3 separate regions of the Mus musculus genome follow, and regions 1 and 2 are each linked to region 3. A link is a loop called in an ENCODE intact Hi-C map of the cell type or tissue named here. Cell type or tissue: left cerebral cortex. All regions are shown on one strand.

Region 1 (2,500 bases), 1.8 Mb before region 3:
CACTCAGTTCTGAGTCACAGTCCATCCCTGCTGGGGGAGTCATGGCAGGAAGTACAAACAAAGCATATAGTCCCCTAACATCCACAGTCAAGAGCAAAGAGAAATGAATGAATGCATGCTTGAGGTTCACCTGTTTTTCTCTACTCTCATATAGTCCAGGGCCTCCAAACCTATGAAAGAAGCCAACCACTTATGGGCTAGGCCTTCCCATATCAATCAAGGCAATGAATGCATCTCCCTCCCCTGCTTCCCCAATGTGCCTACAAGACAACCTGATGTAGACATTCCTTCACTAAGACTCTCTTCCCAGGTGACTCTGGGTTGTCTCAAGTTGAGCATTAAAACTAAACTTCATAGCCAGGGTAGCTGGCCAGCAAGCTTTCAGGGATCCATCTGTCTCCTTGTCCCAAGTTTTAGTGCTAGGCTTATAGGCCCACGTCATCGTAACCAGTTTTTGACATGGGTTTTGAGGATTTGAACTCATGCTAGTGAGGCAAGGACTTTATTGAGTAAGCTGTCCACCCATCACTTTTGCGTGCATGTGTGATGCTGAGAGTTGAATCCAGGACCTCACAATTGCTGAGCAAGTACTTTTCCACTGAGCTATGTGTATATTCCCATATCCTAGGGCAGACAGTTTTATCCTGTGGTCTCATTTGTGCTCACCAATGGCTTCATGATCCTACTGACCTGACTTACTGAAATGGACACAATTTCACATCTATGGTGTTTTTGCAAAAACAAACGATTAACTTAACTTTGATCCACATTTGGGGACTTTATACAAAACCACCGGCTGGAATTTAATACTTTAAAATATCAGAAATCATGGTTGGACAGAGGCATCTTTGACTCTTTGACCTAAAAGAGACCATACCCTTAAAATGATTTTTTCCCTCTCCCAGGGCCATCAACTGTTATTAGTGCTTTAGCTAAGCGTGGGGGCTTGTGAGCCAGCCCTCACTCCATGCTGGAAAGTTCTTTGACTCTGAGTACCACTGCCCCTTAAACAGAACTGGGTTAATCTCCATGCTCACTCTTCAGAACTGACTACATCCTGTTGTTCTTCTTCATGGACACATGGTGTCACTGTTGGGACTCCATCTATCAGACTGGGCAAGTCCAGAGCTGCAGAGCTTCCTGGGAATAAAATCAGGAACAGCCAGGCAGGGTTCCTTAGCAGCCAGCTTGCTTTCCATCTCAACCTTCCTAGGTCCCACTTATTGCTTCCTCCTGGTCTCCTTTGCAAAAGTCAGCTTACAGAAGCCTCTCTGTGCCATGGACTGTGGCTCCTGCAGAGACTCATGGGTTGTCAAAGTGCGGAGAATAAGTGTCTGTGCAATGATGAGAAACACATGGGACATCTATATATCACACCCTCTTCCCCCGCAAGGTTCAGGAAACACTGTGGAAGAGAGGATGGAAAGGTTGAGAGAGCCAAAGATCTGGGAGGGTCAGGCAAAACCAGTGTCTCCTGGACAGGAAAGGACTCCCGATCTCCTGAACTCTTGGCTACTGTGTTTGCCTGTACAAGATTAAGTCAGCCAACTTTCCAGCATGGACTGAGGAGTGGCTCCCAAGCCCCCATGCTTAGCCAAAGAATTAATAACAGTTGATGGCCCTGGGAGAGGGAAAAGCCAATTTTAAGGATATGGCCTCTTTTAGGTTAGTCATACTTCAGTGGATGGGCAAATTGTATTCAGTGGGTGTCTTAGTTAAGGTTTTACTGCTGTGAAAGACACCACGACCAAGGCAACTTTTATAAGGACATTTAATTGGGGCTGGCTTACAGATTCAGAGGTTCAGTTCATTATCACCAAGGTGGGAACGTGACAGCATCCAGGCAGGCATGGTGCAGGAGGAGCTGAGAGTTCTACATCTTCATCTGAAGGCCACTAGGAGAAGATTGGCTTCCAGGCTGCTAGGATGATGATCTTAAAGCCCATGCCCACAATGACACACTTTTTCCAACAAGGCCTACCTCCAAGGCCATACCTCCTAATAGTGCCATTCCTTGCGTCAAGCATATTCAAATCACCAGTGGTTACTTAAAAAAAAATGAAAGAAGAAGAAGATGAGATGGAGTGGGTCTGGGAACAGTTGGGAGAGGTATGAGAAGAGAATAGGATCAAAAATACACTGTATGCATTAAAGAGTTGGTTTATGATGTTTTTCAGCACCTTGCAGCTTGTGGACCTTCTCCTTCTCTCTGAGCGGGAGACATGCAAACTTCTTCAAATGGGGTCTGGGGAGATAGATAGTTCGGTTTATAAGGTGATTTCCGTACAAACGTGGGGATCTGAGTTCAATACCCAGGAGCAAAGTAAAAAAGGTAGAATGTTGTGGGGTGGGTGCATGTAGTCCCAGTGCTTGGGGAGGTGGAGACAGAAGGATCTAATAGACTCCATGTCCAGCCAGTGTAGCTGAATTCCTGAGCTCCAGGTAGAAGTGAGAGACACTGTCTTTGAAGACAAGATGCAGAGCTTCTGAGGAATAATGC
Region 2 (2,500 bases), 580 kb after region 3:
ACATCATTTTAAGGACGATGAAAACTCTTTGAGTTGCCAAGTTTTAGACTGCAAGACTTAGAAAGACATAGAAATCTCATTATGATTTGGGAATAGTAACACCTTTGGTGCCACTGTGTGCTTTTTCAGATTCACGAGTCTCTGTGTGCAGTGCAGATCAGTGAGGCTTTGTAACTTAATATTCTTGAACTGTTTAATGCTGAACACCCTCCACGGGACCTTCTTTGTGGCTCATTTTTATGAAATGCTACTCTAATAATATAATTTTGTTTAGTGTTACTTATGATGTCAGGAAAAGCTCTGTGTATATTTTATTCTAACTGCAAAAGCAGAGGGGTTATCTCTGTAGGATTTTTCACGAGTGAATGCAATTGAATACTTATTTTGTATATTTTTTGCCCTTGAGCCTATTAATCCTCTGAACCACCGTATAGAAGGAAGATTAGAATAAAATAAATGAGAGCCAGCCATAATAAAAATAGGCTAGGTCTTTTTATATCCCTGGCCTTGTGAACTGGAACATTTCCCTCAGTTATACGCAGAAATGTTTCATCTCCATCAATGTGGCCTTGGAAAACTACATAGAATATCTTCTTTGTCCCCCAAAGCCAGCCCAACTTCCCTTACCCCTACCCCCCACATTTCTTTATCCCATATAGAGTGAACATTCTGTGCCTTGCTTTGTCAAATGTATGCATCTTGGTATAAAACATGAAAGATCAGAGTTTTCTCAGAGGGGTCACAGGTCAAACATAGCATGAGTGTGGCTTGACCATTGATTGACAGGTCGAAGTGGTATCTTCAAATAAGAAGAGTGAGCTTTCTTAATTTTTACCTGTTTTCCGCGTCCTAGAAAGAAGCAGTAAATCCTGCAATATTACCGTCTCTTTCATCAAACTGGCTCACCATTTCCTCCCTAGAACATTAGTATATAATTTAAGCTGACTTTATAGTCTTTCTGTTTAAAGAGGCGCATTGCCTTCCCTCACACCAGTATAATAACTAGCTGACATGATCCCTGAAAAGCATGAGAGATGGCAAAGTGACCAGGTTTTAAATAGGGTCAGCTCTCATCCAAAACACTGAGTTTGGCCCTGGTGACCGTGACAAACACTGAACCTCGGGATCATCAAATACATCTTTAAAATCAAATTCGTTTCTGGATATCCTGGCTGACACTTTGGTGAGGAAAAGCTTAATGTCAAAAATAACCAAAAAACAAAACAAAAACAAACAAACAAAAAAAAAAAACCACATTTCTGATTTGTAGAAGAAAATTGAAAAACAAAATCCGGTGTCAAAAATTTAAAAATAAATAAATTAAAAATTAAAAATAATGATCTGTCAACTGAATTAGAAAATCGTTTTGTGAATGAACTAAATTGCCTTGTGAACCATTTTGTAGAAATATGTTTTGCACAGATAATAATAAGGACACATTTTGAAAATCAGATTTTTTTTTTCTTCCTTCCCCCAGCAAATAGCTGCAGTGCAGGCCTTTCTGCAACAGTCAACCAGCACCACCTGATGGAGGATTTGGGGAAATCACTGACTCTTACATTCTTCCTAAAAATATAGTCAATTGATTTAAAATGATAGCAGCCGACAAGGCTGTGGTTGATAGTCTTCACTGACAGTCCTAACGCTTACCCTCCCCTTTTTGTTTTGCAGGCTTCAGATGCTAGCTCTGAAAAACTCTTCAACACTGTTCTTGTAAACAAAGGTAAGACCCATTTATTACACTAAAGGATGGCTTTTAAAAATGAATAAGTAAATGCATCTCGTTGTCATTGTCCAAGAAGAAAGAGGAGAGGAAAAAAAAAATCCATGTGCTCTTTTTGTCTTAGCATTTTTGTGTTTTTGCTCCACTGTGGGGTCTGGTGGTTTTTTGAGGTGCAGGAGGAAAATGTTCATTTTTGAAAGAATTTCCCGATTCCTCGTTTGAATTGACCGGTGGTGTTAATTTTGTGTGGGATGCTGCAACAGAGAAGAATGGTTTTACAATGTCTTGATTGTTAGTTATCAACTTCCCGGCAGTCAGAGCACTATAAATAGTGTGTGTGTGCGCGCCTCGGATGGTAATAACCAATGGGGTATTTAATATTCACGGCGTTAGAGCCATAAACCAAGCCTTCTTCTGCTCTGGGCTCTCTGTAAAGTTAATAAATGAGCAAGAGGGCAGAATTTAAGTACCCACTTCTCCATTGATTCCTTCCAAACCTCAGTCCATAGATTAAGAGAGGCTAATGGTGCCGAGGTACACACAGGGAAGGCTCACCCTGAATCCCTGTCGGTAGGATCCTCAGGAGTCTTCATTCGCAGAAGTGTCCTTGGACCTAATGAAATTTAGAGGAGTTTCTGTGCACTGAGTTCAAAAGGTGTGTCATCTGGAAGGTACAGATAATACCAACCCACCACTCCCTTCCCCCTATAGAACCCCACTTAGGGGTTTGCAGGATGATTGCTAAATAAAGATGTGCTAGCCTGTGGTAACCTCTGC
Region 3 (2,500 bases):
AAGCAACGCTCATCTCTTCTTTTAAGGAGCTCCCAATACAGTCTTTAAGTGAATCCTGAAGAAATCAGTTGCAATGCCAGCAAAGGAATGCTTCAATAACAGTGCAGATGAACTTGATAGCAAGAGTTGCTAGCACTCAGGCAAAGAGCTGAAGGTGTCTTCTTCCATGTCAGTTATGTTTATGTGGGCTGCCAGTAGAAGGATGGCTGAGATTTAGGGTGGGTCTTTTCACCTAAATTGATTCAGTCAAGAAAGTCCCTGACCCGAGTGCCCAGCTTCTTGGGTTGTATCTGACAACCAAGATGAGGCATCATTAGGAGGTGTTCCTTAGGGGCTACTCACCTTGCCTTTTGGAGTAGGGTTTCACTGGGAATAGTGCTGTCCTAATTAGCCCAGGCAGGCTGGTCAGGAAGCCCACGGGATCATCTTGTGTTCCTTTCCCCTGTGTTAGATGAGGAGCATTCAGCACCCTGCTTAACTTCCTGTGGGTGCTAGAGATTGAGCTCAGGTTCTCATGCTTGCAAGGCAAGCACTGTCCCAGCCCTAAAAAGGTGAGTTTTAAAACAGCCCATTACAGATGTGCTTTCTTGAACTCGAACACAATACGCGTATGTTCAAAATAAACTACATATTTAAAAAACAAAAGAAAAGAAAAGAAACCTAAGATTTCACTGACCTTTGAGGACAGCTTGGTACAGCGATCTGTCTGTGTTTAAATTTCTCTGTCACCGCTTGCTGCAGAGAACAGTTTAGGACAGGCAAATATCAAGCCGTGGTCACATATTCCATGGGGTAGTGGAACAGAGTGAGCTTGTATCTGAAGCAGCTGCAGTCACCTCTGAGCCTTTCTCTGTCATCCCACCTGGAAGGTAGCAATCACTGGTTATTGTGCACAATTAAAAGGATGATTATATCCATTTTCTGAAGCTAGTTATCCAGGTAGCCCTTTTCAGTGACCTGTGAGAAGGTATGGTATCCCCATTCACCTTTCTAAGCTGTACAAGAAATGGGATATATAAATTAGCTTCCTCTGGTGATGAAACTGCAGTTCTCCGCGAAAGAAAAACAGGTTCGTAGCACCATCTACAGGCTACTGAAGAGGAAAACTTCTGCTTAGCTCCTAGATTCAAAGACTGGTGGAGAGGGGCATAGAAAGAAGAAAACCACACTGTCTCTCTTAAATGTATTAACTGTAAATGTTGTCATGTGTATTTTTCTTTTTGTTACCCCCTATGCATATGTCTCTCTGTGTCTGAGGTTAAAATGCTGATCTAGTAGGGTCTATGTTTTTCATTAGCATCTGGGGGTTTATTCTTGTTTGTAGATTTCCCCCCCTTACATTCATCCTGTCAATATGGAGTTAGTTCAGTCCGCAGCAGGTTCCTCCTAACTATGTTATGTTATGAGACCCAAGGAATGAAGCCAGCCACCCGTGTACCTTATATCTCTGCTCCTCGTGTACTCAAAGAATGCGTTGTATCATCTATATCCTTTTTTCAGGGAAAAGTAAATACAGACAGTTTTGGTTGCTTTTATGTGTGCTTATTTGCTATTTACCTTTAAAAAAAACAAAAAACAAAAAAAGCTCTATCAGGCAGGCATCAGAGTCAGTGTGATTCCCGAGTCTGTCCTCAAGGTTGTATGATTTTGTAGTCAATGGCCCAGGGCTTGAATAATTTTCAACATGAAAGGATCTGGAAAACTTGTCTTTTAGATGTTAACAGGGAAAGTTTTGCATTTTTTTGCTGTTTTTTTGGGTCTGTCTGTAAGTGTATGCCATGTGCATGCAGTTGCTCTTAGAGTCCAGAAGAGGGCGTCAGATCCTGTGGCGCTGGATTAGTGATGTTGTTGGGAGGGGCTCCATACAGGTCCTGTTGAGCAGACTTCGTACCCAGGGTGTTTGCAAGAGCAGCAAGTACAGCAATTGTCTGCAACCACCCAGCCATTTCTCTAACCCGGAAGTAATATTCTAATATCCAGGGATGTGAGTCAGTTTGTCTTTTTTGTTTATTTCTTTTGTTGACAGTAAGCTAGCCATGTTATTTTTGTCAACCTAGGATATATTCTTGGATTCTTTCAAGGACGGTGTTATACAATGTTTGTGCTACTGTTCCAAATAGCCTCTGAGAGGCTCCACCCAGCAGCTGACTCGGACAGACAGACACTCACAGCCAAACAGTTGATGGAGCTCTGGGACTCTTGTGGCAGAATAGGAGGAGGGATAGCTAGCCGCAAAGAGAAGAGAGACTCCAGAGGAGGATCAACAGAGTCAAGAAACCTGAACCCTTGGGGCTCTCAGTGTCTGAACTACCAACCAAAAAACATGCACATAGGTAGCAGATTACAGTTTGGTTTTCATATGGGTCCTGAATAACTGGAGGGGGGCTATCCCAAAAGCTGTTGCCTATACATGAGATGTGTTCTTCTAGCTGGGCTGCCTTGTCTGGCCTCAGTAGGAGAGGATGCACTTAGCCCCTCCAAGACTTGAAAGGTCGGGGGA

The links. A loop is a pair of places that touch in the nucleus more often than their neighbours do. Peaks named below come from ENCODE experiments on the same cell type or tissue, not always from the same donor. Only the 100,000 strongest peaks of a DNase experiment are listed, where the experiment ranks them.
Region 1: it touches region 3 in a loop (2.7-fold over the local background); 2 of 42 quality-filtered maps call a loop at or near these places.
Region 2: it touches region 3 in a loop (5-fold over the local background); 15 of 42 quality-filtered maps call a loop at or near these places.

The regions. Positions count from the first base shown.
Region 1 is chr5:133,897,028-133,899,527 of GRCm38, reverse strand. No RefSeq gene overlaps it. Among named protein-coding and RNA genes, the nearest start is that of Gm40340, 150 kb to the left of the region's middle. In left cerebral cortex, a CTCF peak has its summit at 1,080; a DNase peak (open chromatin) is centred at 1,119.
Region 2 is chr5:131,533,044-131,535,543 of GRCm38, reverse strand. It overlaps Auts2 (autism susceptibility candidate 2), which reads left to right. Exons shown (of 20, transcript NM_001363480.1): 6 at 1,672-1,723. Among named protein-coding and RNA genes, the nearest start is that of Gm29681, 120 kb to the right of the region's middle. In left cerebral cortex, a CTCF peak has its summit at 1,526; a DNase peak (open chromatin) is centred at 1,537; H3K4me3 peaks cover 1,214 bases.
Region 3 is chr5:132,114,408-132,116,907 of GRCm38, reverse strand. All of the region lies in intron 2 of Auts2 (autism susceptibility candidate 2), which reads left to right. Among named protein-coding and RNA genes, the nearest start is that of 4930563F08Rik, 240 kb to the right of the region's middle. In left cerebral cortex, CTCF peaks have their summits at 1,083 (motif pointing left) and 1,799 (motif pointing right); a DNase peak (open chromatin) is centred at 1,054.